7 separate regions of the Mus musculus genome follow, and all the other regions are linked to region 1. The links are chromatin loops, found by intact Hi-C in ENCODE. Cell type or tissue: heart. All regions are shown on one strand. Region 1 holds the start of Farp1 (FERM, RhoGEF (Arhgef) and pleckstrin domain protein 1 (chondrocyte-derived)). Region 2 overlaps Farp1 (FERM, RhoGEF (Arhgef) and pleckstrin domain protein 1 (chondrocyte-derived)). Region 3 overlaps Farp1 (FERM, RhoGEF (Arhgef) and pleckstrin domain protein 1 (chondrocyte-derived)). Region 4 holds the start of Gm33299 (a long non-coding RNA gene). Region 5 overlaps Farp1 (FERM, RhoGEF (Arhgef) and pleckstrin domain protein 1 (chondrocyte-derived)). Region 6 holds the start of Ipo5 (importin 5). Region 7 overlaps Farp1 (FERM, RhoGEF (Arhgef) and pleckstrin domain protein 1 (chondrocyte-derived)).

Region 1 (4,000 bases):
GTAAGACAACGCTAGGGGAATGTTCTGAAGTGGGCTTGGCCAAGTCCCCACGTGCAAAGCACATTAAACATGGCCCATCGTTGGGTCGAGGTTATGGTCAGAAAACGCTGCCTACTAAGGGAGGGATTGGAAGTCTGGAGGGTAAACCATGGGCAGGGGCCAGGTTTAAGGTTGTCAAACGCGGTAAACTAGCACGGAGGAAGGCTGAAACAAAAATAAATGAAACAGCCGGAGGCCACTGAACTCCGGAGCCGGAGCCGGGGAGGGGAGGAGAAGCTGAGCCTGGTAAACTGTTCCAGATGAGAGGCAGTTATTCGCTCCCACATCTTCACCAGCACGTCTCAAACCTCGTTCCTTTGTGAGCCCTACCTCCCTATTTTCTAGGGGGACTCTAGAAAATCCCTGCCAGCCGTGGTTTCCGGGTCCCAACAAGGAATCTGGTACTCCTCCACGACCCCTAGGTCTAAGACTCACCGGGGTCCGGATGGATCACAAGGCTAAAGTTTTCCGAACTTAAATCGTAAAAAATCACAATCAGAAGTTCTGAACTCCCCGTCCCCCCACACAAAAATAATAATATATATCCTGTGCTTTAAAAAGGGAGGGGGAAACTTCCCCCTCCATAAGGCAGAGAGTAAAGAGAAACAAGATCTAACTTAAGAGGGCGTGTTCCTCTTTGTCACCCACCGGGAGGTTCTCGCCGCCCGTGGGCGAGATGCAGTGACCCGGCGGCACGGCGGCACCCGTGCTGCCGGGAGACGGACCTCCAGAGCCGAGATTGCAGCCTGAGGTCCGGAAGAGGCGTCGGGGGCGCTGTCACCCGGCAGGGTGGGATGGGAGGAAGCGGGGGAGGGGCGCCCAAGGAGAGGAAGCCAAGCTGGGGAGAACCCACGAGCTCAGAGCCCCGCAGCCCAGGTCCGCGGAGGTGAGCTCCACCGGTGCCCGAGGAACCGTGGCTTCTGCTATTGTTGCGGGGCCTGCGGCCGCCGGCTACAAAAAGGACCGTTCCCGTGGACTCCGCAGCCAGCTCGGCCGGCGCCCAGGGCCGCGAGCGCGGGGACTCGCACAAGTTGCCGCCGCGGCCCGGTCCACCCAGGCGGCCGCCCTCCCGCCGCGGTCATTGTTCGCCGCACGCCTCCTACCTCGGTGGCTCCGGGTCCGGGCTGCGGGCTGCGGGCTGCAAGGCTGGCGAGGGCGCGGCGGCGGCGAGCGAGGGGTCCCCGCGGGCGGCGGGCGCGCGAGCTAGGCAGGCGGCGGCCGGCCGAGGTCCGAGCCATCAAAGGTGGCGCGGGGCGGAGGGGAGGGCGGAGCAGGCGGGGTGGGTGGGGAGCGAGCTCCGGGTCGCCGCGGCCGCCTCGACGCCCGGCCCGAGCGCCACTCGCGTGGGGAGGAGCGGCGCAGAGCGGGCGGTGGCCGCGTCCCCGCCCCGCACCTTCTCCGGGCTCCCCGCTCCCCGCAGCCGCTGCGCCCGCGCCGGGACCAGCCGCCTCCGAGGCTGTTGAGCGGGAAATGAGGGCCACCACTGCCCCTCCCAGGGCCTGGGCCGAGCCCTCGGCAGGGGGAGCCTGGGCACAGCCTGGGGACGGCGGAGAGCCACAGCCCCCTCCAGCGTCCGAGCCGTGACCTGCGCCCGCACAGCGGCCCCGCCCCGCTCCGCCCCGCCCCGGAGGCAGGTGCGCAGAAAGGTGGACCGTGGGCAGGGCCACGCCACCCTGGAGCTGTGCCTTACTTGGGCGTGTGGCAAGAGCTGGTGTCTGAGCTGCACCACCAAGCCAAGAGCGGGAAGAAGCGCCACCGCGGAGACGCGAGCGCTAGTCGCTGGTGTCCAGCGGGATGCGGAGGCCCGGAGGGAGATTCGTGGCACTGACTCCGCAGGTCGCCTTTGGAAGCCTGACAGAGAACTACGACATCACGTGGAAAGCGTTTTACAAAGACCCACGAATTCCGCCCCCCACCCCTTCCAGGCCACTAGCGCAGGCTTCCGGCACCACCCTAAGCGGCGCGGTATTCAATGCCAGAGACACAGGTGCCACCTCTGATGCTGCTCGGGCTCAGTGCCCACCACCTGAGCGAATCCCAGGACAGTGCCCAACCCCACCTCTCTCCGACCAGGGACAGCAGAATGCCCTGCTTAGTGTGGCGAGATTTAGAATGACTTGCAGTTATTTGATTCCGTTTTTTTTTCCCCCAGAACTTGGTGATATAGTCGGAAGATTCATGATCAGAAGGCCCACGATACTAGGTGACTTTCAATCACTATCCCCACCCACTAGGTGCCATTTTTCCTTCGTCCTTCTTCCCTGTCTCTGTCTGGGAAAGATCTTGGGCCACTGACCGTATGGAACACAGGAAAGCCTTGTTCTGCCGGATCCAGAGGCTAGTGTGGACCCGCCCCTAGAGCCAATTTGGCTCAGATTCCGGTCATTTTCCACCCTGGAGGAGTTCACTGACCTCAGTCGCAACTACAACGGAGCTACAACTGAACTTAACCAAGTGAAATTGTCTCTGTGGCTAGGGAGGGAGGCTGAAGACATGAAAGCTTGATTATCAGAGAGGGGCACCTGTAAGTCATGGGAGTCAAAAGCAGTCTGCGGAGGGTTGGGGCTGTTTCTTGCATGCTGCAAAATCCCTCTGGCCTCTGGGGAACCAGACAGGCCTTGGGCGATTTGCTAGAGAGAATCATGGGTGGGTTGGAAGCTAGCTCTGTGGCCAAACTGTGTGTGGCTTTACAAGTATGGGTGAGCTATTTTCAGCCAGTAATTTTCTTAAGTGTAGTGGTCAAACTGCCACCAAGAGCAGCAGCACTCGATTTTAAATTCCTCTCCCACTCCTCCCCAGAAAGTCTCCTCATGTAGCCCAGACTGGTCCTCGTGCCTCTACCTCTTAAGCATTAGGATTTCGGTCTGAACCACCAGGCCCAGTAAAGGAAAGCAAATTCAAGCAATTATCACACCTTAAGAACCGCTATAATGGGGAACCGACCACAGGTTCAGAGTCTCTTCACAGGATAAGAAGACAGTGGCCAGACTGATTTCTGAGGTTGGGACATGACATGGATGGGTTTAAAGTTATTACAGGTTATTCCCAGTGTGCAGCCTGGCTTTACTAACAACCTCTGATGCTGTGGAATCGCCTGGGAATCTTGTCCCAGTTCGGATTCTGTATCGGTCTGTTTCAAACATTCCGGGTGATGTATTTTGGTTGGTCCGGGGACTGTGTTGGCAGACATGTGCTGTGTCCCATGACTAAAGCAATATAGTACCAAAAAGGCAAACCATAACATTTCCCCAGTCCACCCTCACCGAAGATCCCCTTTTTCTACATTTAGTGTTTGGTTCAACTGACTTGAGTGTCTAGGATATGACCAGTTTGGTTTTGCTCTCAGAGTTATTTATTGGGTCTTTGTATGTCGGGATGTAGATGCCACCATGCATGTATGTGAAGGTCAGAGGACAACTTGTAGGAGTGGTTTCTCCTTCCACCAAGTGGGTTCCAGGAATCAAATGTGCATCATCAGGATTGGTACCGAGCACCAAAGCACCCTTACCCCACTGAGCCATCCTGTAGGCTCTGGCCATGCTGTTTTATTATCTCAGCATTAATAATAACTAAGAAGGTAACTGGTTTTGGAGGCAATCCGAGGGAGCCAGAAGTCTGAGGAGGAGCTGGTGGGAAGACGATCACTATGGAGATTAGGACGAGAGCCCCTCCATGCTCAGAGCCCCTCCATGGCACAGAATTCACTCAATTAGATTTGTCGCTATCACTTCAGCCCCTATAACCAAGGTGTCTCTTGTCGTAGCAAATCACATCTGCCTCTCGAGTTCAGAATATACTTAGGATGTTCTAAGCCGTGGGTGAAGTTACTTAGTCACCTATTATTAACCCTTTTATTATTTTATCTCTTAAAAAGTGATTCATGCTGATAGTTCTAGTACATCGAAGGATGAGGCAAGAGGGTGCTTTTCTGTGACAGACATTTCCTGGGGAGACACAAAGC
Region 2 (4,000 bases), 190 kb before region 1:
ACCACACCTTTAATCCCAGATGAAAGGCATAGCCCAGATTAAAGGTGTGTTCCTTAACTCGGAGATTCAATCTTCTGGAATCCATAGCCACTATGGCTCAAGATCTTCAAACCAAGATCCAGATAAGGATCTCCAAGCCTCCAGATAAGGGTCACTGGTGAGCCTTCCAATTCCGGATTGTAGTTCATTCCAAATATTGTCAAGTTGACAACCAGGAATAGCCACTACAGGTTGGAAGATGACTTGACAGGCTTTAAGGCCGTCTCACTTCATTATCAATCAAGGCTGCAGAGAACCCAGGCTGCAGCAAAACATGGTCTCCTCCCCTTGGTCTTGTAGGCACAGATGGAAGAGAGGAGGGCGGAGCCTGTAAGCACTTCAGAGCTAACGGTCACATAAACCCTACGGACATGTTTAGTCGATTAGAGACTAGTGTCCGATTTCCCTCTGTCCACTCCAGTGAAAACAGCCCGCTGACAACCACTAACCTGGTAAGTTCTTCCTGGAGCTGTGTGTGGTCGGGAGGGAAGAATTTCACAACAAATTTAACAACGACGTGCTTCGGTCCTGAAAAGAACAACAACATCAGTAATTGTGTGGCGATCCAAGCCTTCCAGGTCCCCAAGAAAGAGTTTCAGCGACTCATCTCTGTCACCCCAAGGTTTCCAGAGTCCAGACACCACCACCACGGAGCCACCCAGAATGGCCACAGCTGCTAGGTCAGTAACAGGCAATCATCTAAGAACCGTCCACAGTACTACACTCAACTGCTCAGTATCCTCTGGGTTTTTAATCACTTAGCTGTATGTCACCAAGTGCTTCTGGTCTGTTGTTTGTTTTTGTTTGTCCAGACAAGGCTTCTCCTTGTAGCTCTGGCTATCATGGAACCCCTCTGTAGACCAGGCTGGTCTGGAACTCATAGAGATCCACCTGCCTCTGACTCCAGCGTCCTGATTTATGTGTTTGTGTGTTCATTTAGTGCACTGGTGTTTTGCCTGCACGTGTGCCTGTGTGAGGGTACCAGACCTCCTGGAACTGGGATTGCAGAGAGTTGTGAGTTGCTATGTGGGTCCTGGGAATTGAAGTCAGGTTCTTGGAAGAGTAGCTAAGGCTCTTAACCAGTGTATTTAAATCAATCAAATGTTTTTGGTTTATTGGTTGTTGTTTTAAACAGGATCTCACTATGTAGCTCCAGCTGGCTTCAACTTCATGGAGATCTGCCTGCCTCTGTCTGAGGCTGGGATTAAAGGCAGATAACACTATTTGCAGACCACCCGTCTTTATCCACAGGTAGACTCAAGTCATCGGAAAGGGAGATAATGAGATGTGAAGCCTTCATACAGTTTAGGGTGTATAGCTGTCTACAAAGCAAGCATGGCTGCTACCACGTCATCAAACACATCTTAGCTCCAAGACATGCAGAGAAAATACAGATGAACTGGGGCCCTGTTTATGTCATTGTCCACCGCAGCCTTTACAGTCTCATGCACATATCCAAGGATCTACAACAAAATCAGGAAGTGGCTGGAGAAGAACGTGATGGAGAACTTTTCAATTCAGCAGAAAGCCAAACTGAGTACAATGTACTGATTTGCAGTGTGAGACTTCAGACTGTTGGTGGTTGTAACAGCCTCCGAGGGGCTGCCATCTGGAAGGAGAGCAACAGGTCAAGCAATGTACTCTAAAGTGAAGATGTTGGCTGTGTACAAATTATGAGAGAAGGCAAGCCGTGGAGGCTGGACAGATGGCTCACTGGGTAGGAGAACTGGCTGCTCTAACAGAGGCCCTGGGTTTGATTCCCAGCACCTACACAATGACTCAGAACTTTACTCCCAGGTGATATGACACCCTCTTCTGGCCTACTTGGGCACTGCATGCACATGGTGCATACAATCTTTTTTTATTCTTTTTCTTTTTTTTTTTCCTCTCTTAAGCCAAAACATAGGCATGCTGAGGCTAAGGAGCCTGTGATATTCCCAATTTAAGCCTAAACATGAGGGGACATGGTGGCACCAGCTCCAAGGCCACCTGGAGTTTAGGGAAAGGCGGAGTGTATAGCACAGGTAAGAGGGAAAGCCGACCCTTTAATGTCAGTCAGACACTGGCTGATTCCAAACAGCCATGGTGGCCTGAGGAGACAGAGGCCATTGCTTTCTCCATATTCAGGAGGGTCTAGAGGGACCGGAAGCTAGGACAATGCTGTTGTCAATGCCAAGTGACATCTTCATCACACGGGGCCAGTCACAGCACACAGAGGAGACGCTGAGGTTGTAGCAGGCCTGTCCAGTTATGACTTTGCAACCATGGCTGCTGTCCCACCACAAGGGGGCCCCTCATGCATCGCTACAAGAATAAGTGACAATCATCTGGATCCACAGAGAGATGCAGGAACTGCTTAGTTTAAATGACTGGAGGCCAGCATCAAATGTAATTGTAGGAGGGCCTCACAGACACTTCGTTGCATGCCTTTACATCCACAGCAATCAATAGGAGTGGCCTAGGGGTGTTTCTTGATCAGAGAAAAGTGAGCTAGGACATGTGGTGAGCTTCAGGTGCAACTACAGCCTGCAGTTCTGGTCTTGTCCACTCGAATCTGGGCCGTTTGGGACAACATTTAAGAACACAGCTTATCTCAAAGCAGAGAAAATGATAAGCTGGTGCTCAGGGGCCAGGAGACTGAGAACAAAAAACCATGCTTCCTCTTTCCTATTGTTCTCATGGGCCCCTTAAGCTCTTCTAATATACAGGCTGGATTCATATTAGAGTTCTACTTGCTCATCAGATACATACAACACACACACACACACACACATACACACATACCATACACACACACTCACAGACACATACCATACCTACATAACACACATAACCCACCACACACACACACACACACACACACACACACACACACACATACCATACACACACATTCACAGACACATACCATACCTACATAACACACATAACCCACCATACACACACACACACACACACACACACATACACACATGCCATACACACAAACTCACAGACACATACCGTACCTACATAACACACACACACCACACCCCCACCACACAGACACATACCATACCATAACACACACTACACCCCCCACCATACACACACACACTCACATAGAAACATACATCCCATACATGCATCTCATACACACCCACCCCCACCCCACCCACCCCCCCACACACACAGAGACAGACACATACATACCATATATACATACCACACACACACTTACAGAGACCCATACAACCACAGTCATACAGGCACACACACGGTCACATACACACGCTCACACAGACACACATTAAGCACACACAATCTCACGCTCACAATTAAGCACTTTCTCCCCAGACAATGCTAGCATTCTGATTTCATAGGCTCTGAAAAGAAGATTAGAAAACCTCAAGTCTATTTCAAGAACAGAAGGCTCCACCCTTCCCCTGAGCACAGAACAGTTAAAACAGCAAACAGCACAGAAGAGACAAGCGCAATTATTCTGGGGGCTTAATAGCAGGCATTAGTCATTAATCAAGATGATGTTTGATTTCTAAGCGAGGTTTTGATTACCAAAGGATTATGCATGAAAATGGCGGAAGTTGCCTATTTTAACAGTCTGTGGATTAGTGGGTGCTGACAAGCTGTCATGAGGGAACAAGGAATTTGTATCTCTAGGGATTCATGTCACAGACAAAAAGACACCTCCACTTGGGAATCACCTGGCCTAACAATTGCTGTCACCAGGAAGCTCAAAGGATACACTTACTTCGAATCTGCTTCACAATGGGCTTCAGGAGATCCAGCCACACCTAGAGCAAACGGAGACAGAATGTCAGCAAGAACGGGCAAGGGTCTGGAGACCATTTCAAGCTACTGAAAGGGAAGTACTTTTGAGAATGTGAGGTCGTGAGCATTTTTTCTTCTAGAATGCCACATTTCACAGTGCCACATCCTATAAATCTTTTGTTTTATTATTTTC
Region 3 (4,000 bases), 77 kb before region 1:
CACACACACACACACACACACACACACACACACACATACACACACAGGCATATCCCCTCAAGAGGAACCCACACCATAGACTCCCACACAGTCCATGCAGGAATGCCAAATTATGCCACTACTCAATTGATGTACCGAAAGAAAAGAAACCACAGCTTAGCCTCACCTCTGTGTCACAGCAGAAAGGAGGAGCTGGAAGGGTCCCATGGATGGAGGAAACAGAGAAAAGGTCCTTGTTTTCCTCTAGTACCCTGTGTCCTGCCAAACTATGACCAGAACAAACCCAAAGGACGGCATTAGTGAGCCAAACTAAAGGGCAACAAGTACTGTGGAAGCCGCGTGATGTGGTGCACAACCTGCAAGGCTCCCTCTAAGCAGCCCTGGGTCAGCAGGTTGCTAAGGGACGCTGTTGGCACCTAGCTTCCTGCTGGCCCAGTTTTCTGAAGAAAATGAGCACTGTGTTTTGGAGCCTGGATGTCCCTTCCGGGGCTGTCAGAAAGGAGCTCAATGGAAGGCAATAACCGGAAAGGTCCACCTGACAGAAACTGTCCTGAGGAAACAGGAAGAAAAGAAAGCTCCTCTTGCTCTTGCCTTCCTGCTCCTGCTCTCTTCCCATTTCCTTCCCCCCTTCTCTCCATGTGCTCATGGCTGGCTGCTTCTTCTTCCTCTTCTTCTCCCCTCTCCTCCCTCCCTCTCTTTTTCTTTCTCTCTGCCTCTACTACCCTCTTGACTCCCTTCCCCATGCCACGAATAAACTCTATAAACTCTATTCTATACTTTAAAAGAAAGAAAGAAAGAAAGAGAGAGAGAGGAAAAGAAAGGAAAGGAAAGGAAAGGAAAGGAAGAAAAGAGAAGAAAAGAAAAGAAAAGAAAAGAAAAGAAAAGAAAAGAAGAGAAAAAAGAAAGCTTATGAAAACAACTACTGCATCAGTGGCCAGGTCAATGTTGTATAAATTTCCTGTGAGATTGAAACTTTGTATCCTTATGCAGAAACCTGAACAACTCAAAATAGCTTCAGGAAGTCCCTGAAACTGACAAGACTCTCTAGGCCCCACCCTGCCATAGTAAGAAGCTGAAGAGTCTCAGACAAAAAAAGAACATAAAAGCCGGGCGTGGTGGTACACACGCCTTTAATCCCAGCACTCAGGAGGCAGAGGCAGGCGGATTTCTGAGTTCGAGGCCAGCCTGGCCTACAGAGTGAGGTCCAGGACAGCCAGGGCTACACAGAGAAACCCTGTCTCGAAAAACCAAAAAAAAAAAAAAAAAAAAAAAAAAAAAAAGTAAAAAAAGGCATATTGTTATGAAAAACAATATGATTTGAAAACAACTTAGAAAAGGGTTTATCTGACATACGGGTTATGCGCCAACGTCAAGGGAAGCCAGAGCAGAAACTCAGGAACCTGGGGATGAGCTGAAGGAGAGGCCACTGGGGAACACTGTTTACTGCATCTCCATGGCTTGCTCAGCTTTGTTTCTTATGTAACCCAGGACTACTTGCCCAGTGGTACACTAGAGTAGGCCCTCGTACCCTCATCATTAATCAAGAAAATGCCCCGTACATCTGCCCACAGCACAGCCCAATGGATGCCTTTAACGTCTACCAGCAGACATTCTCTACAGACGACCCCAATTTGTGTCAAGCTGACAAAAACTGACCATCACATTCTGTGAGGCATTCTTGGCCCCCTCCTGAGTGAGCACGTGCTGTTAGCAAGCGTCCCACAGCCAAGACCGCTCTAAGGTTTCTAGCTGGAGGTAAAGTAGACACAGGAGGCATCCATCAGGGCTCAAACAAGAGGAGCTTGACTGTCCATCCTCCCATGCCCAGTGTGAGTCAACGTCACACTGTTGGAGCTACCCAGCTGGCAGTGTCCAGTCATGGCATCATAGACAACAGTGCCAGCTCTCAAGCACGTTTCCCCTCTTCGGGGCTTGGGACTGCCTGGCAACTCTGAGAACACTCTCCTAGTGTGTCCAGATCAAAGGTAATTGAAATTTTACCCTCATACGACTGTTGACAGATGAGCCACCGTAACCTATGTTATGGCTCATATTTCAAGTGAATTCCACTGAAATTACACGACAAGCTGTGTAATACAAACCATGAGCAGAATCCTTAGAAAGTGCTGGATTGAAGCACTTCCATCCTCATGCAGGTGTGACAAGCTAAAGGCAGTGGTTTCTGGGGGCGATGAGGATATTTAAAGGTGAAGGATCGAATTAAAAGCATGTAAGAGCGTAAGAAGCAACCTCTGTTTGCTATGTCTAGTGTCATTTCTGAGGCTGAGGCAGGAGACATGAGTCCAAGGTCAGCATGGACCACAGAGTGGGACCTTGACTCAAAATAATTTAGTAACAATAGTAGAGGCGACAGAGAGTTAGCTCGGCTGCTAACGTGCTGGCCGCCAAAGCATGAGCTTGATCTACATACAAGCCAGGCACAATCACAGGGCCAGACAGTGGAGACAGGAGGAGCTCAGGGGCTCAGGGGCTGGTCTTGGTCAATATCCAGGTTCAGGTGAGACCCTACCTCAAAAATTAATGTGATTTAGAGTGACTGAGGAAGGCAAATGGTATGAAAAACACACACATGCATGCACACACACCATACACACTACACACACACATTACAAACACACCATATACAAACACACACACAATGCCTCTTATCAGAGACCTCAGCAATGTTCCCAACTAAAAGAAGACAATTTCCTATATGCTATTTATCTGTTAATTGGTCCTTGGTGGCAGCATGGAGCCACCCAAGCTGAAACCTTAAAAGCTACACCTATGGTCTCCGTGCACTGGAGCTCCCTGCTCCCAACCTGTCCACTGCAGTCTTCCAATCCCACATGGAGGGGCTGGCTTACCCCAATGACTTCTCTCCTACCTATCAACTCCCTGACGCTCCGTCTAAAATTCAAGCTCAAGCTTAGCCTTCACAGTCACCACCACTCTGCATCAAGGCCATCCCTCCACAGACATGGGCCTTTTCACAGGACAACATCATCCAATGGCCTCTATGGGCTTTACACACAGGTAAAGTGTGGACTGGGGTATGGAGGCCCTCCGGTGGGACTCTGACTCCTTCACATCACTCTCTCACCCCACCCAAACTCTTATGCTCCCTCACACAGACTTCATAGATTAGCTAGAGAGAACAACTGTTCCTTTCACACCACCTAAAGGAAGACATTTGCCAGAGGTCTGTGCCAGCTCACCGCCCACTCATAAATAATGCCCGTCCTTTTCGCAAAGACTAGTAGTTATTTTTCTTCATGTTCTTATCGCTGGCAGCACCTTGCCTCTCATGTTGATAAACACCTTATGGGACCCGGATTGTGTTTCCAAGGTCACAATCCACAAATAAGACCAGAGCCACAGAACCTCATTGTGGGGTATCTGGTGCAACTTCCTGCTCATGTAAGGAGGGAATAATCCTAATAAAAGCTCTTGCACACAATTTCAAGGTTAGTGGAGGCTTTTAGAACTGTTCTTTTCCACAATCAATCTATCCACAAAAACTCCCAGCCTGGACATCATTCCGTGTCTGCTATAGATAGGACTTACAACTGCCACACCCAACTCAGAAGTTCAGCGCAATAAAAAACGAGCAAATTACGACTGGATCAAACAGTCCACTCGTAGAAACACCTGCCTTCATATTTGCAATCAAAGATAAGAGCATCCCTTCAAAGAGCTCACAAAGCCCACACCGCCACGGAGATCTCAAAATCCCAGAACCATCTCCATGTGTCCTGACAACAGGACACAGATTCAAGGATCTTGTTAGACACACCAACTCTAGTAAAAACATACATGTCTCTAGGTTCTGGAAATAATAAGGGCTAAGAAATCAACAGAGCAAAACTGCATGTAAAGTTCTAAGAAAAAAAAATCCCCCCCCCAAGTTGGTTATTTTGTTTGTTTGTTTGTATTGTATTGTATTGTTTTTTTCCTTTTATTTTGAGTTTTTTGAGACCTGGGATGGCTTCAGAAT
Region 4 (4,000 bases), 420 kb before region 1:
GCATTTTGCAAAACAATTATATACTCTTACCTTTTTGTTACAACAAAGGCTGAACATAGACTGAACACAGGGCATGTGCAGACAGCAGGCTTAGCAGTCTTCTGGTGCAGTCCAACAGCCGTCCTATAGTGTGGGTTAGGATTATTCCACTCACAGAAGACAAAGAAAATGCAAGTGGCCTACCCAACGCCGTCCCCACAGCCTGGCTCTCCATGGAGCAGAGAATGCTAGCCTCACATCTGCCACCTCTCAACACCATACTCAATCTATTGTAAGGAGGGCACCAATCATAATCTTTATGATAATGGTGAGTCAGCCTTCAAGACCTTCACTTCTGACATAAGAAAACTGAGAAAGAGGACGGGAGAGAGGCTTTGCCATTCAGATCATTTGCTGTTCTTGCAAGGACCCAGGTTTGATTCCCAGAACCCACAGGTAGATCACAAGCATCTAAACTCCAGTTCCAAGGAATCTGACGCCCCCTTCTGGCCTCTGAAAATTGGTGCACATACACACATGCAGGGGCAAAACACAAAAATAAATAAATAAATCTAAAAAAAAAAAAACCTTTGTGGTGAGTCTTTCCCCAGGATGCTGCATCTACTGATTACCACAACGTGCCTGATACCGCGAGATTATAGCATCTCCTGTCACGTGACACAGCCAATCCAACGGCTGAGGCCATGTGAAAGGAATAAGGCAGTGTGGCTACTGGGAGCCTGCTAGACCAGTGTTTCCAGCACCCTGAGAAGGACACCTACAGCTGTCTCGTGTGGGGATGAGAGACTGGAACCCTGACTCAAAGGGCAAACCAAGGAAACAGAGCTACCTTTACCATCTCAGAGGGAGGCCTGGGCCCCCGTGAGGCAGTGCTACCAGAAGACACTTTAACTTCCTCCCCTGGAGCCTGATTGGAGACACCGCCATTGCCAAGAGAGGTCATGGAGAGACACTCTGACCTCAGAGGGCAGCAGCTGGGACAGAGGCCAGTGAGGCCATGGGAGAGCAGTCAGTGACAGGGCCGGAGAACTGTGAGACCCCAGGACAGACTACAGGACAGCAGGAAGCCTGGTTTATTTAGTTTTTAAATTGTGGTAAAATACACAAGAAATAAAACTAAACATTTTAAGGGCACAGAATCCTGGCACAAGTCACACCAACACTATTATCCAACCATCTCCTCCATGAGTCTCCTCAAGACCTTTCCCAGCAGAACTGAAACCCGTGTTCACTGAACACCCGCCCCGACTCCCCTCTTCCGGGCAGTAAGAAACAAAACGGCGATTCCTTCTCACTTCTACTTCCGCTCACCTGCACCCTGGGACTGGGACCTTTAGCAGGCTTTCTAGAGTAGCCTGGGTGTTCGGGCTCAGCAGTGATGAAAGGCAGCTGCTAACGGGGAGACCTAGACCTCTAGCGTCCCAGCTTATCAGCAAGGCCACTGACTGCTGCAAGCAGGAACGAGGCTCTCTGGCGTCCTGCAGGTACTGGCAATTTCAGAGCGCTATGAGTTTTCATTTGATTTATTGTCTGTTTTGGTCTAACGAGACTTCTTGACTCAGTCGCTCTGCTTAAAGGCCCAAATGGAACAGTAGCTGAATGTGGTGGGCGGCCTTTCTGGTTCCCTGCAAAACAAAGAGTCAGTCCCACACTTCCTAGGGCTGAGTAGCCTGAGAGCAAGAAAGGGGTCGCTAAATCTGGCAAAAGCAGACCTGTGTGCTGGGGAACCAGCCCATCCGTAGCCCTGAGCCAAGGGTTCTTACTCCTTGTTCCCAAAACTTAGGTTGCCTTCTGGTCTCCAGGCTCACAGAAAGGCTCCGAACCTGGGCTGACATACTACACAGTGACCAGCAGAGGGCGCCAACAGTCTCTTCCCCAAATTGTACCTGTGAGCAGAAAGTAACTTCCTTTGTTGTTTTGCTTTGTTTTTGTTGTTGTTTTGGTTTGGTTTTCGTGGGGGTGTTTGTTTGTTTGTTTAAGTCGGGGGGGGGGTCTCACTATATAGACTTGGCTGGCCTGGACTTCACTAAATACACCAGTCTGCTTTCTGAGGTTAAAAGTGTGAGCTACCACACCTGACAGAAGTCACTCCCAATTTGAGCAGCCGCTGCTATTCAGCCTCAAGTTTAGCTCCAATATGACTGGCCAAAACTTTGATAAGACCACTGACATTCAGTGGCTCAAACTTCAGTAAGCTACCAAAAGTTTTACCTGGGTTGTTTTACAGTTTATAAACCTAGAGAGAATTTATGGTAGGTCCCATTTGACTTCTAAAAACCACAACCCACAGGTATTCGATAATTATTCACAAAGAATCCCAGCGAGCATCCAGGAGAAAGTGCAGTGTGAGCCAGTCACAGAGTGAGCAATGTCCGTGTGTCTGGGAGTCCATTGTCCTCAAAGGGCTCGCAAAAAAGAGGAAACAAAGCAATAAGTGGGTGCCCTGGGTAAGAAAGGCAAGTGGGCATCAGCGTTTGGAGGCCATCGACCTCCGAGGAAAGCTGGGACCCCATGACACAGAGCACGGGGAAGCTTACCCCAGGGAGGTCCTGGAGGCACCCCAAGTAAGGTAGAGAATTCTGACCAAAGTGCGACCAATTGAGGATCAGCTGTCTGTGGATTTGAAGCACGGGGGAGACTGTGGAGGCGCTGTAGGCTATGGGAAACACACACACACAGGACAAGGCTGGGCAGTTACCCTCTGTAGGTAAACACTGCAAATCTGACCCACCATCCCTTGTCAGCTCTGTGCACCTGCAGACATTGCCATCGCATGTGAAACAGAGCATGGGACCCCTCAGAGCAGTTGTGAGGTGGCCAGTTGAGCTCATTCTTTGTAAAAGTATTTTTTAGTCCCCTGATGTGATTGTTATCTCAGGGGCTTACTACTTCTGTCTGCTAACCGAAGCCTAGTTAGTCCTGGAAGCTTCTAGCCTCTGTACAAGCTAATCTAGGCCTAGATGTTCTCAGCCTCTGAATAAACTCACTCTTTCTAGTCCTTCCTGAACTCTGGCTGGCTGGTTCAACTCAGCTGTCCTGGCTCCAACTCTTCTCCAAGCTGACTGATTCAATCTGGCTCCTCTCAGTTTCTGACTGAATTGCTCTGCTTGGCCTCATCCTAACTCTGGCAATCTGTTCTAAGCTTCTGGCTCCTTCTCACTCTCTGACTCCTTCTGTCTTCACCTGTGTCTAGCTTGTTCTCTCTCTACAACCAGTCTCTGTAAAAGTCTCCCAGGAAAACTGCCTCTGAGTTCCATGAACTGACTGAACGTAGCTGACTAGAACTCAGACATATGCATGCCTTTGTCTCCTCTGAGTGCTGGGATTAAAGGCATGTGACTAAGACCTGGACCTAAGTTTTTCTTTACCTGAAACTTGCTCTGGACAGGCTGGTCTTGAACTTAGAGATCTGCTTGCCTCTGTCTTCTGGGATTAAAGGCATGTCTGTATTCCAGCCAAATCACATAGACCTAGCAGGTCTTTGTATGTGATCTCTTATCAGAGCAGCCACATTCTAAACTAAAATTCCTCTACAATTCTTGGTTCTGTTGGTTCAACCATTGTGTATAGGTCACCTATCCTGAGCCAACTGAGCCTAGACACTCAGCGTACATCTAAGATCCAAACCATTGTGGTAGTGTAGACAATAGTCCAGTCAACAAGGAAGCCATGGGCAAGATATTGCAGAAGGTGCCAAGGATTTAAAACAAGGCACACACCTAAAGATGTGGCTCAGTTGGTAGAGTGTGTGCCTGTCAATGCCAGTACAAACACATGAATTCTGTATAAATAGCAGAATGCTACTGGTTGGTAGAAAGGAAGCTGAGATTAATTATCTTCAGAGGATCTTGTCAGGATAGTTAGCCATCCAGGTCAATACCGCAGACCTGAAGGGACATATCCTGCAGTTCCAAAGGGCAAGGGGAATTCCTTGTTTTATGTTTCCAGAAGGAGTGGTGGTTAAAACTCCATACCATGTGACCTAGCCTGTGTGCAGGAG
Region 5 (4,000 bases), 62 kb before region 1:
CAGTGCCCCATCCACTGTCAGCGCCACGGCCTCTGATCACTAGGCTCTCAACGCCACGTCCTGTAATCTACCAGAAAGGAATGTGAACACACTGGAGGACTGCCTTGCCTCTTGCCCCTCCCACCTGCATCATTCCACCCTGAAATATGTGCTATTCATTTTTAATATACCCTGACAGGCTGGGTCCCATGACAGGGCAATGTCAGAGATAGACAGCTTTTTCAGTGGGAGCTACCCATTCCTTCCCACACATCCACCGAAGATTCGGCTCAGTTATCTGACATCTTTCTAATCTCTACCACAGATAAACATTCACCAAGCTCCTACTTTAACCCGCTTGGTTGGGCAGTCTAGACTCTAGTGGCACAACTCGTGGCATTGAGAGACAAGACTAGACTGCTCACCTACAATTCTAAGCACGGCCTTCTGGGGAGAAGACAGAACAGCCGTGTGAGCTCAATGAGTCAGGTGTAGGTGCCGATACTTTCATTAGGAAGTCAACTGGTCTCAAAATCCTCTCCACAAACTGTGCACAACCACTTTCCACAGATGTGTTATTTGACATCTTGTTGTCAAAAATAATACAATGTTCAAAGCAGAACACATTTGCAGTCTCATACATCTTCTTCGTTCCCAGCCTCCTCTTTGTGTGTGTGTGTGTGTGTGTGTGTGTGTGTGTGTGTGTGTGCACTCGCATGCACATGAGCTAATGCCAGGCAGATAGAAAGGGAGACCTATTCTCCCACATCACTCCACACCCAACCAAGATGCTGGAGTTAGAACCGTACCCTCTCATCCTCCCCAGCTCCCCAGATTCCCACAGCTCTAGCCGTCCCAGCCCTAACAGCCCTCAACTACACCTACAGACACAGGCTTTGTCTTCCTTCCCAAGAGCCTCAGCTGTATGTTCACTCTCCTAGTACCTTGGCCTCTAAATCCCCATGAGTCAGTGACTAACAGACCTGGTATCTTGCCTTCCTTTCTCCACAGTCCTCAATGGCCCTATTCCGGTACTACTTTTGAATACTGTCATTTCTCAAAGGATGTGACACTTGCTTTCTTACAGGCTAGTGTGGACAGTTGCTGAACATAGAAAGCTCTGTTGAATTCACATGTAAACCCAGCCACAAGCTCCGGGTGACACAGCCTAAGCAAGCTATGGGAAACATCACAGGAATGCTGGCAAGTCATGAACCAAGAACCGTAACTGATGCTTGACATCCAAATGGAGACGCATACAATCCGGCAGTGCTGCCTCCTGGGTAAACATGCCTAACCGACCCAAAGCCCACCTGTGGCTCAGCACTGACCTGGGCTTGTTCACCTCTGCCAATCCTCAGCCCCCTGGAAGCTCTAGAAACAATCAACAGGAAGAACAAGTCTCCAGTACCGTAGGCATTCCACACCTACATAAGGAGCTTACAAAGCAACTTTACTCTTCCCGTTCCTCGAGACGTTACTTCAACTGAGTGAAGGAACATGCTTTCTATCTGGCAGAGAAATGAAGACAGATTAGAGCTGTCGGGTCACGGTATCCCTGCTTAAAGAGTTACCCTTGGAATTTACCCAAAAGCAATAAGGAACTCAACACAAAAATGCACACTCCTTCCCTGAGATGAGAAGCCATCTGGGCTCCCAAGGGGTGGCCAGACTCAAGTAAAGGTCAGACAGAGGAGATGTGAGCTCAGACCAATCTAAAGTCTAGTTCTCCAAGACACATAGAACACCCATGGCTACAAACCAGCAGTGATGTTCTCAGAAAGGAGCGGGGCAGATGTGTCGAACAGCAAACCATATGGAGGGGAACACCTGATGCAAAGGCCAGGGGAAGGCAGAGTCTGCAGGATAAACGTGGCCAGGCTTCACCTACATCTCTGTAAGGCAAACCCAGAAGTCATAAGGACCCTGTCAGTCACCTGGGTGAGAATAGCTAGCTAATAAAAAACAAACAAACAAACAAACAAACAACTTCTTCTAACAACCAAGGTGGATGCTGATAAGATGCTGTGAGGACCAAGCAAACAAAGGGCAGGACCGTGCATACCTACAATTCCACTCTTGGGAGACTGAAGCAAGAGCAGAAGTCTGAAGCCAGTCTAGGCTACATGACAAGACCGTATCTCAAAATGACAAAAACAAAAAGCACACCAAACGTCAGTTTGTCACCAATAGCAGAAACGTCACAAGCTGAAGATTAAAATTTTGCCCAGCGTATAACCTCAGCGTGGGGGAGGCGGAGGCAGTGATAAGAGAGGCAGCGAGGCAAAGAGAGGCAGAGAGGCAGAGAGAGGCAGAGAGAGGCAGAAGGGCACAGAGGCAGGAGGGTCTGTAGCTCAAGACAGCTCCACCTGCTAAACTGCCCAAACATAGGGCCATAAATTCACAAAACTTGATAAAATGAATGAACCCATAAACGAAAGGGTATGCAGGCCCAGAAGAAACCAAGCGCATCTGCAGGAAACAGTACAGAGACACCAGGGTGATAAAAAGAGGAAAAAATTTCCAATTCAAATCTGAAAACTTCCCATATCCAAACTCTTTTTTTTTTTTTTTTTTTTAAAGACAGTGTCTTACTCAGTAACTCTGGCTGCCCTAGATCTTGCTATGTAAACCAGCTGGCTATACAGAGTTCTGCCTGCCTCTGCCTGCCTCTGCCTCCCAGTGCTGGGATTAAAGGCTTGCCCCAACATACCTGGCCCACATCCAAAAGTTTCTTGAGCATCAATATAATGTCCCAAATGGAAAATTCTACACCTGACCCAGTGTGACATTTGGGCTGGCTGCATAAGATAGAAAGACAACCCTGTGTTCGGACCATAGGGTCTCATTTCCAAATATTCCAGTATCTGAAAGATATTGAGGTCTGGGTGAAAATGTCTCCAGCCAGCATCATGAAGATATGAATGAGCCAAATGGAAAGTAGCTAAAAGGAGCTGCTTACTGATGCAAGCCTGGATACTTACAGAAAAGTGGCGAAGAAAAGTGTAAGGGCTGACGGGGGTGGGAAGTTAGTTACAAAAGACAGAGAAACATCATCTGTGTACCCCCGAAGACTTGGAAAAGGGAAGACCAATTAAAACAGAAGAAGGGAAAAAAAGAGAGAAAGAACAAAAAGAAGTTGTTTAGTGCAAGATTTAGAAAAACATTCCAGAAACTAAAGATAAGGCCGGGCAGTGGTGGCGCACGCCTTTAATCCCAGCACTTGGGAGGCAGAGGCAGGCGGATTTCTGAGTTCGGGGCCAGCCTGGTCTACAGAGTGAGTTCCAGGACAGCCAGGGCTACACAGAAAAATCCTGTCTCGAAAAAAAAAAAAAAAAAAAAAAAAAAAAACAAGTTCTTATAATTAAAAAAGCACACTGGGGATGCAGAGGCTGCCACCAAGCCTAATGACCTGAGTTAAGTCCCTGGGACCCACTTTGTTTGCAAGGCCACAGCACATCTGTGCCGACACTCAAACACAGAACCAAATGCATACAACAGAAAATTTAAAAATTCTTTTTAAAGGCATTATCACATCCTACTAGTAAATAAACCACTACCAAGTCACTTCCTGGGTCTTCCAAAGTAAAAAGACAAAGTGCCAAAATATTCCCAAACATTTGAAGAATCAAAACGTTAAACCAGACAAAGACTCACCCAAACATAAACAGACAGATGTGTTAAATGGGTGAGAATTCTGGAGAATAGGACTTGGAGACATTTAAAAGAAAATATTTGAAGATAAACCAGGAAAACTAGAAGTAGTCAGACAACAACAATAACAACAACAACAAAGCTAATTCAAAAGTTATTTACAATCTAGAGAAAGGCTAAACAACTGCAATGGCTGTAAGATATCCTAACTCCTGCAAACATAAAAATAATAAAACCTAAAACTTGTTAGAGAAAGGAGAAACCAAACACAGTCGAAACTCCCTGTTTAAAACTGCAACAGACTCTGTCTTTAGCGATGTACACTTACTAGGCATACCCACTACAGGACATGGTCCATACCTACTAG
Region 6 (4,000 bases), 120 kb after region 1:
AGCAACTGGAGGGGAGGGGGAGAATTAAACTAGCTTACTAATTACAAAGCAGTTCTGCTCTGCAACACATGGAAATTTCTATTATAGGGTGGGATTAAGAACTTGCTTTGGTTTAAAAAAATTACCTCGAGTTTGCACAAAGTATCAAAATGTTTAGGCATCATCATATCCTAAGTGGAAACTGTTGCAAGTTTACTTTTACGCATACTTTTACATACATATACTACCTTCGTCCAGACAAGTATACACGTTATTTCTATGTGCAGTACTCTTGGACCGCACTAAAAGTATCGGATTACTCACTCACAGGGAGATGCACCTATCTATATAATGTATGGTCTTCTGGGTGACAATGTGAAAGAAACTGAGGGAAAATTCAATTTGCAGAACTATGTATACTATAAATCCACCCAGGTAACATAATGTATACACGAATGCTTTTAAAGATACGTTTTCAAGGAAGGCTCATGAAATAAACGTGGAGAGTGGATTAAGAATTGTACCCTTTGAATTTCCCCCTATACACTGCATATTACTTGAATAAGGCGGGCATGGGAACTGGTGCGCTCAGGAAACTTGGCTGGGGGACTGCCACAGGTTTGAAGGGCCTGTGTAAACTAGAGAGCCAAACATCGCTATCTCCCCTCCCCCCAAAATTAAAAGCACCATTAAGAAGGACATAGTTTAAAGCACCATTTCACACAGAAGTTAAGTCTCCAACTTCTTTACTTACTAAAATCTAAGTGTGGCCAGATTATCCATTCTACTCAAAGCGAAATTAGCAACTGTTTTAAAAGACAGCTCCCAACTTTAGGTCGGTAAGTACAAGACATGTCAACGTCACTAGCTATATATAAAAGACATCTTTGCTTTGTAAGTAAAGCTATTCACACATCCTCAGAGTCTCCTAAAAAACTTCAGACCCATGGGTCGTAAGGAGCTCCACGTATCAACTTTCCTAGAAATTACCTCACAAAAATCTGAGCTTCAACACTAACAATGTATCTTCCGTCTTCTAGTGAGCTAATAATATTATTGCTAGCTTGCAAATGGGCTTATAACTGTATCTGAAATGGAACCCTTGATCTAAGACTGATTGAGAACGATCTGTGTTATATGAAAAAGAGATGGCACTGGCCCAGTTAGACAGCCACAGCCCCCAGTATATCCCGTTTATAAGCCCAAATCTCTAGAGATCAAACAAGATTCGAAGGAAGAAGAGCAGAGCGAGGTGGTCAAGCAGGGATCCCTCAAAGGCAACTTCACACGATCTTGAAGGGACCGGCGTGTGCAGTTCCTTTTAGAAACCAGAAAGGGGCTCGGGGGAAAGACGCCGTAAGGCAGCGACAGGCAGGACACGCGTTCTCCCTGAGCTGGGATGGGGAAGGGAGCGGCTGGGGTGGTGGGGGAAGCGGGACGGGTCAGGAGCTGCCGGGGTCTGGCCGCCCGCGAGGGCTGGCGGGCCACGCGGGGAGGGAGAGCAGGGCTGGGGTGCAGGGCCCGCGGGCGGGGCGCGTCAGGCGCGGTGGCACGTGTGCGCGGGTCGGCGGCGAGGCAACCGGCGCCGCCGCCGCTGCACGGGCCGGAAGGGCCGGGGCCGGGCGGGAGGCGCGCACGTGGGCTGCGGGGCCGCTGTCCGCCAGCCGGGCCGACCCGCGCCGCTCGGCCGGCCGGCCGACGAGCGCCCAGGGCCAGCCGGCCGGCCGCGGAGGAGAAGGATCGGCGCGCCGGGGCCGCCGATTCGCTTACCTCCGCCTGTTTCCGGACCACATTGTCGGGGCTGAGCAGGTTTCCCAGGAGCAGGTAGAACTGTTGCTGCTCCGCCGCGGCCGCCGCCATTGCGCTAGGCGTGAGAGAGAGAAGGAGGGAGCTGTGAGGCGCGCTGGCGGGCCGGCGGGAGGGTTGGGGGCGGGCCCAGCGCGGCGACCGGCACCAGCGGCGGCGCGGGGATGAGGGGCCGGGCGAGAAGGGCGGGGCCGAGGGGGCCGAGGGAGGACGGGGCGGGGCCTCGCGCCCTCTCACCCGGCCGCGGCCGCCGACGCCGGCGTCCCATTGGCTCGCGGCGCGGGGGGCGTGCCCGAGGCCGCCCCCCCTCGAGGGCCACGCCGATTGGTCACGCACCCTGCGGTGTCGTCACTCCAGCGCGCGCCGGGAGGCGGGGCTGGCGGGCGTGTGTGGCGGCCAGAGGGCCGCTGTTAGGACGAGGTTGGGGTTCCCGGGGCGCGGGTTGGGAGGAGCCGATCCGGCTGGGCCGCCGCGAGGGGCGTGAGGCCGGGCCCGGAGGAGGGGCCAGCTCCTGAGCGCGGGAGATTTCGGCGCCGCGGGCTGGCTGGACTCCCTTTCCCTGCCGCCCGCCGCGTAGCCGCGCCTTAGGGCTTTGGGGCCCCGGGACCCCCCTCCCTAACCCCATCCCAATCCCCCCAGCAGCGAGCACACACGCATACACACACCCGCCTCTGCAGACCCCTCCATCTGTCTGGCCCTGTGGTGTCGTGTCGTCCCCCTCAGCCTGTGACTCAGGCGGTCCCTACCCTCCTCTGTCCTGTGACTCACGTCCAGGGACTGTCCCGGAAGAGGGGTTGCTCATCACGGACTCTTCCCCCCTGCACCTCTCCGTCCCGGATCAAATCACGCACGCTCCCCACCCGGGAACTGCCACCCATCCTGGTGTTTGGAGCTTCCTTGCTCTCTAAGGATGGGAGAAGTCATGAGCCACTCCCTAACGTGGTCGATCCATTGATAGTTGATGCGTGCCAGCATGGAGGGGACCAGAGGCTGCCTCCCTCTCACCTCCTAAACTCTAGTGCTTAAACACCAGCGTTGGCCCATCTTTCTATCTGGGACTGCCTAAACAGGAGAGAGCAGAGCTCAAACTGAAACACTTTGAGAATCATGTCCTATTCAGAATCATGTCTAATGTCCACAGACTCAAATGCTCATATCAAAAGAAAAAAATAATGTATGAAATGGTCCTACACTGAAAAAAAAAAAAAAACAATGTGGCCCAAGAATGAAAGAGCATCCCCAGTTGGAAACTAGTTCTACAAAATAGATGCGCTGGCCTCCAGAAAAGCAGAACGTAATCAGGGTTGCAGCTACACCTATAGAGGGGAGACCTTTCTCCACAATTCAGATTCTGTTGTAAAAATCTTGACTGGCTCTCAGCTCCCAAGTTTATCCCAGCTCCTGTTTGCCCAGACTCAGTTAAAAGCCTACTGTGTGTCCAAAGCATTGCCCAAGTTGAGGATGACAGCAGGTGAAAAGGGGGATGTATGTCTTGTGTCAAAAGGACTCGACTACTTCCTAAGGAATAGGTTTCCACAGCCTGAGGCCTGTAACTACAGCTCAGCAGCTCATGGGATTTATGTTGAAGTTTTTTATTTCTTGTTGGCAATTGTGCATTTTGAAAGTATTAAATATTTTCTCTTGGGTGATTTTAAAGGTTGGTCTTACATCATCCATGGTCAGGTCATGCAAAATCTGGCCAGAAGCCCTGGGATCACGTGGAATTGTGGGAACCAGTCCCGGTTTCTACAGTGGCATTTAGTTGATTTGTGGAGAAAGTCACCCCCTCTACTATTAGCTGCCACACTGGCGGGATTCTTTCTCTACAGGAGGCCAGCAAAGCTATTGTGTAGAACTGATTTCCTACCTTGAATTCATTCTTTGGCCACATTTGTTTTCTTCAAGGTCAGACCATTTCCGACATTAGTTTGGAGTCGATTTTTTTTTTTTTTAATTTTGATGTGTGTGTGTGTGTGTGTGTGTGTGTGTGTGTGTGTATGAGAGAGAGAGAGAAAGAGGGGTAGGACATGAATTACTCATTCAGAGTTCTTAAATTGGGGAATTACATACTAACAAATTTATTTATTTATTTATTTTTGGCTTTTCGAGACATGGTTTCTCTGTGTAGCCCTGGCTGTGCTGGAACTCACTCTGTAGACCAGGCTGGCCTTGAACTCAGAAATCCACCTGCCTCTGCCTCACAAATGCTGGGATT
Region 7 (4,000 bases), 130 kb before region 1:
AGAAGCCTGTGTCCTTGGCTACCAGAGCACATGGAGGTGTGACCATAGCACTGGGTCTCAGGGCCTGAGGACAGGGGCCTACCTGCTTAGCCATGCATAGTCAGAGGATCTTCTAGAAGCAGAGCTTGGCTGGGAGTGATAAATCACCTTCTCCCAACCTCATTCCTCCAAAGAAAATTTATCTCCATACATCAAAAGTTTGAACTTCACGATAGAATGAGAAGGATATTGGGGGTGTATAGAGAAAGAAACAGAGATGGCTATTTCTTTATCTGTTTATAAAGGCGTACATCTCCTTTCCAGTTCCTTCCCAGACTAATATTAATCTACTTCATGGGTCCCTGTAGCAACACATGCTGATATCCTTAGATATAGGACCTTTAGTGAGATAGCATCTCTCAGGACGGACTAACCACAGTGACAGCCTCCAGAATGGCGCAGGCTCTTCTAGAGTCCCGGGAAAGGAAAAGCACAGGTGTTCCAGCCTGTGGAAATCACGGCTCTTCAGCTGCCTGGGTTGCTGGGGATCCTTAGGGCTCTGCAGCCGCCTGGGTTGCTGGGGGTCCTTAGGGCTCTGCAGCCGCCTGGGTTGCTGGGGGTCCTTAGGGCTCTGCAGCCGCCTGGGTTGCTGGGGGTCCTTAGGGCTCTGCAGCCGCCTGGGTTGCTGGGGGTCCTTAGGGCTCTGCAGCCGCCTGTGTTGCTGGGGGTCCTTAGGGCTCTGCAGCCGCCTGGGTTGCTGGGGGTCCTTAAGGCAGAACTCATCCTGCTGCTTCACTGGCCCAGGTGTCTCACCCCAGACCCGAACACAGCAGAAGCTGACAGGCTGCCAACAGCAGCCGCACCTCTCACAGAATGCTTGTGTGCGACAGTTCAGGTGCATGCCTTTGCCTGTCACAGGAGGCCACCGTGTTTATAAAGCAGTGAGGATTAGCAGGACACTGGCTATATAAAGACAAACAAGGCTTTCCAAGGCAGGGCTAACCCATCTGGATCTTTCATAGTGTACATCTCTAGACTTCAGTCCTTACCATTAGCCAGTGTTAACTTTCTCCCAGCCTAGAAAGGCTTGTTGGAATGACTTGCCCACATGGGTAAATCCCAGGCTGAGCACTTGGCTCTTACTGGCCACTGGATTCACCACCAAGTCTTGGCATAGATGTAACCTGGCATGAAAGTAGATTATGATGGACTGCAGGCTCGGTACCAGTGACAGCTGACAGCTGACACAGAATATTTTAGTACACAGTACTACAAACATTAATGAGTTATAAAATATCATCCCACTGAGTGAAATGGCTCAGACAGGGGAGAGAAAAGGCAGTAGGAACTGCTGTGCCCACAACGCCCAGAAATAGAATTCATAACATATGATGGGCTTAATTAAGACATGTGGGGACTCGGTAAAAATAAATAATTATGTAATGGAGGGGGAAGGCTGTGAAGGCTTAGAACAAACATTTAAGTCCCACACAAGCCAGTATCTCACCCAGCACATACACCTCATTTACTGGATCTCTGGCGGGGGTTCGTCTGGATGCTGCAAGCAGGTGTCACCACCTCTATTGAAAGAAAACAATGCTTGCCTTTGTAAACAAACTGTCAGGTTGACACCACATGCCAGGCATCATGAAAGACATCAAGGGTAAAGTGAAAGAAGACGTCACACCTGTCAGGAGATAATAACATAAGCACATGCACACAATGAAATGAGCACTGGGGGACCCAGGAAATCGCCTCTGAGGTCACAGGAAATAGCCACTGAGGGATACAGGAAATGGCCACTGGGGGACCCAGGACATTGCCTCTGAGGGACCCAGGAAATCATTCCTGAGAGACACAGGAAATAACCACTGAAGGACACAGGAATTAGCCCTGAGAGATGCAGGAAATAGCCACTGCGAGATGCAGAAAATAGCCTCTGAGAGATGAAGGAAATAGCCACTGGGGGAAACAGGAAACAGCCACTGAGGGATACAGGAAATAGTCACTGAGGAACACAGGAAATGGCCACTGAGAGACACAGGAAGTGGTCACTGAGGAACACAGGAAATGGTCACTGAGAGACATGGGAAATAGCCACTGAGGGGCACAGGAAATAGCCACTTAGAGACACAGAAAATAGCCTCTGAGAAACACAGGAAATAGCCTCTGAGAGACACAGGAAATAGTCACTGAGTAGCACAGGAAATGGCCACTGAGGGACACAGGAAATAGCCATTTAGGAACAGAAAGCCTCCCTAGGAAATGCTAGGTTTTAAGTCGATACTGGTAAGCTTAGAGGGAATTTCATAAGCTTCTCAGCCAGTTCGAGAAGGCCCAGTGGGCAAGGTGAGCTAATTGGGTTTTGTGCCAAAGGAGAAGGACACCAACCTGCAGATGTGCATGAATGGATCTAACACATCACCCCGTGCATAATTTAATGTCATTCTCCCTCTGACTCCGAAGATCTTAAGCTCAGAGAAGACAAAATTGTAAAGGTTTTCTACACATTGCAATACATCCCTTTCTATTCTTAAGTGAGAGAGCCGAGTCAGAGAAGATATCGGGCAAATACTAAATAACCAATCAGCCAATCCACCAAGAAGTCTTCTCCTAGGCAAGGAGCGAAAGCAGGATGGTAAGGGAAGCTAAAGACAAGCTGCTATGGGTGACTCAGTGGATAATGGAGAGTAACACAGGCAGCTGGAGACAAGATCACAGATCTTGATGGCTTCCTGGTGACAAGGACAAGAAATCAGGAAAAAGGGAAGAGCTACCAGGGTTCTGGTATGGAGACTTCATGGAGAGAGCAGGAACTCAATGGCAACAGTATTGGAAACAGGAAAGTGGAGATGATTTGATTGTCCACATGGTCATCTAAGGGTTCCTGAGCCGCAAGGGAGCCAAGTGCTCTTCATGAGTCTGTATTAAAATCACCAGGGACCCTGACAGGCATCACCACAGGGGCCTTGAAAACTTGGGTGAAGACATAGAAAGGTGGTGTAGAGTCTGGCTTCAATCTATATTATCGTGAAGACCAGACTTGTCCTGTGCCTGATGATAGCTTAGATCAAGTTCAGTTACTACCATAAACTGCCACAGGAAAGAAACCACAAGCTCATTATGCTATTTGCCATAAAGCTCATCAGTTGCAACCTTGACAGCTATCTATAGCCAAAGCATCAATGAGAAGGTCACCGTGAGGGAAGAGCACGGCAGGGTGCCATCTAGTCTATTTCGAAGCAACAGAAGGTGAAGACAAAATGGGTCACCCAGCTCTCTGAGGTGCTGCTGAGTCTTCATGTCAAGGAGAACACTATGGGGTTTGCATTCTGTGAGAATAAGGAGGCAGACTAGAGGAAGGATAGCATGCACATCTGGATGTCCTGTGTGCACCTGCCTCTGGTTGCCAGTGACACTACTAAACTATCACCCATTTTCCTTGGGGTTTAGAGATGAAAATGCCCCGGGAATTCTGAATGAAATAAACTGAGTAGCTGATCCAGCCAGAAAAGAGAAGTAGCTATGGAAAGGAACCGGTATCTAAGACAGAAAACCAAAAGTAATTCATTTTATGCCAATTACTTTGCACTTGTTTTTATGTATGTATATTGGCAGTATGCACATAGTGCTTACACCTGTGCAGATACATGTGTGAGGGTGTGAATGCATATGTGTGCATGTGAATATGCATATACATGTTTACAACTATTCAGATGCATGTATGAAGGTGTGAATGCATGTATATGCATGTGGACATGCATGTACATGCTTACACCTGTGCAGATGCACATATGAGGGTTTGAATGCATAAGTGTGCATGGGAATATATATATACATGCTTATACCTGATCAGATGCATGTGTAAGGGTGTGAATGCACGTATGTACACGTGGATACACATGTGCATTCTTACACCTGTGCAGATGCATGTATGTAAATGTGGAGGCCCCAGTTTTGGTGTTGGACATCTTTTTTGATTGCTCTCCACTTTACTTATTGAGGCAGGGTGTCTCTCTAA

What was found. Peaks named below come from ENCODE experiments on the same cell type or tissue, not always from the same donor. Only the 100,000 strongest peaks of a DNase experiment are listed, where the experiment ranks them.
Region 2: it touches region 1 in a loop (5-fold over the local background); 17 of 42 quality-filtered maps call a loop at or near these places.
Region 3: it touches region 1 in a loop (2.0-fold over the local background); 7 of 42 quality-filtered maps call a loop at or near these places.
Region 4: a loop joins it to region 1, with 2.6 times the contacts of the local background. A loop is called at or near these places in 5 of 42 quality-filtered maps.
Region 5: it touches region 1 in a loop (1.9-fold over the local background); 7 of 42 quality-filtered maps call a loop at or near these places.
Region 6: a loop joins it to region 1, with 2.4 times the contacts of the local background. A loop is called at or near these places in 3 of 42 quality-filtered maps.
Region 7: it touches region 1 in a loop (2.3-fold over the local background); 2 of 42 quality-filtered maps call a loop at or near these places.

The regions. Positions count from the first base shown.
Region 1 is chr14:121,033,068-121,037,067 of GRCm38, reverse strand. It overlaps Farp1 (FERM, RhoGEF (Arhgef) and pleckstrin domain protein 1 (chondrocyte-derived)), which reads right to left and starts at 1,494. Exons shown (of 27, transcript NM_134082.3): 1 at 1,143-1,494. In heart, CTCF peaks have their summits at 805 and 1,599; DNase peaks (open chromatin) are centred at 857, 1,557 and 2,407; H3K4me3 peaks cover 2,654 bases; H3K27ac peaks cover 2,502 bases.
Region 2 is chr14:121,219,207-121,223,206 of GRCm38, reverse strand. Farp1 (FERM, RhoGEF (Arhgef) and pleckstrin domain protein 1 (chondrocyte-derived)) reads right to left here. Exons shown (of 27, transcript NM_134082.3): 4 at 3,788-3,830; 5 at 489-567. Among named protein-coding and RNA genes, the nearest start is that of B930095G15Rik, 27 kb to the left of the region's middle. In heart, a CTCF peak has its summit at 2,314 (motif pointing right); a DNase peak (open chromatin) is centred at 2,316.
Region 3 is chr14:121,110,288-121,114,287 of GRCm38, reverse strand. The region is part of intron 2 of Farp1 (FERM, RhoGEF (Arhgef) and pleckstrin domain protein 1 (chondrocyte-derived)); the gene reads right to left. Among named protein-coding and RNA genes, the nearest start is that of Farp1, 77 kb to the right of the region's middle. In heart, no CTCF peak of the experiment used is centred here; no DNase peak of the experiment used is centred here; H3K27ac peaks cover 663 bases.
Region 4 is chr14:121,453,554-121,457,553 of GRCm38, reverse strand. Gm33299 (a long non-coding RNA gene) reads left to right here and starts at 663. Exons shown (of 3, transcript XR_383790.2): 1 at 663-1,484; 2 at 1,784-1,888. In heart, a CTCF peak has its summit at 1,840 (motif pointing right); a DNase peak (open chromatin) is centred at 1,793; H3K27ac peaks cover 299 bases.
Region 5 is chr14:121,095,395-121,099,394 of GRCm38, reverse strand. The region is part of intron 1 of Farp1 (FERM, RhoGEF (Arhgef) and pleckstrin domain protein 1 (chondrocyte-derived)); the gene reads right to left. Among named protein-coding and RNA genes, the nearest start is that of Farp1, 62 kb to the right of the region's middle. In heart, no CTCF peak of the experiment used is centred here; no DNase peak of the experiment used is centred here; H3K27ac peaks cover 1,532 bases.
Region 6 is chr14:120,909,093-120,913,092 of GRCm38, reverse strand. Ipo5 (importin 5) reads right to left here and starts at 1,899. Exons shown (of 26, transcript NM_023579.4): 1 at 1,750-1,899. The coding sequence starts at 1,839. In heart, no CTCF peak of the experiment used is centred here; DNase peaks (open chromatin) are centred at 1,442 and 2,112; H3K4me3 peaks cover 2,968 bases; H3K27ac peaks cover 2,110 bases.
Region 7 is chr14:121,163,087-121,167,086 of GRCm38, reverse strand. All of the region lies in intron 2 of Farp1 (FERM, RhoGEF (Arhgef) and pleckstrin domain protein 1 (chondrocyte-derived)), which reads right to left. Among named protein-coding and RNA genes, the nearest start is that of B930095G15Rik, 84 kb to the left of the region's middle. In heart, no CTCF peak of the experiment used is centred here; DNase peaks (open chromatin) are centred at 1,166 and 1,916; H3K27ac peaks cover 1,208 bases.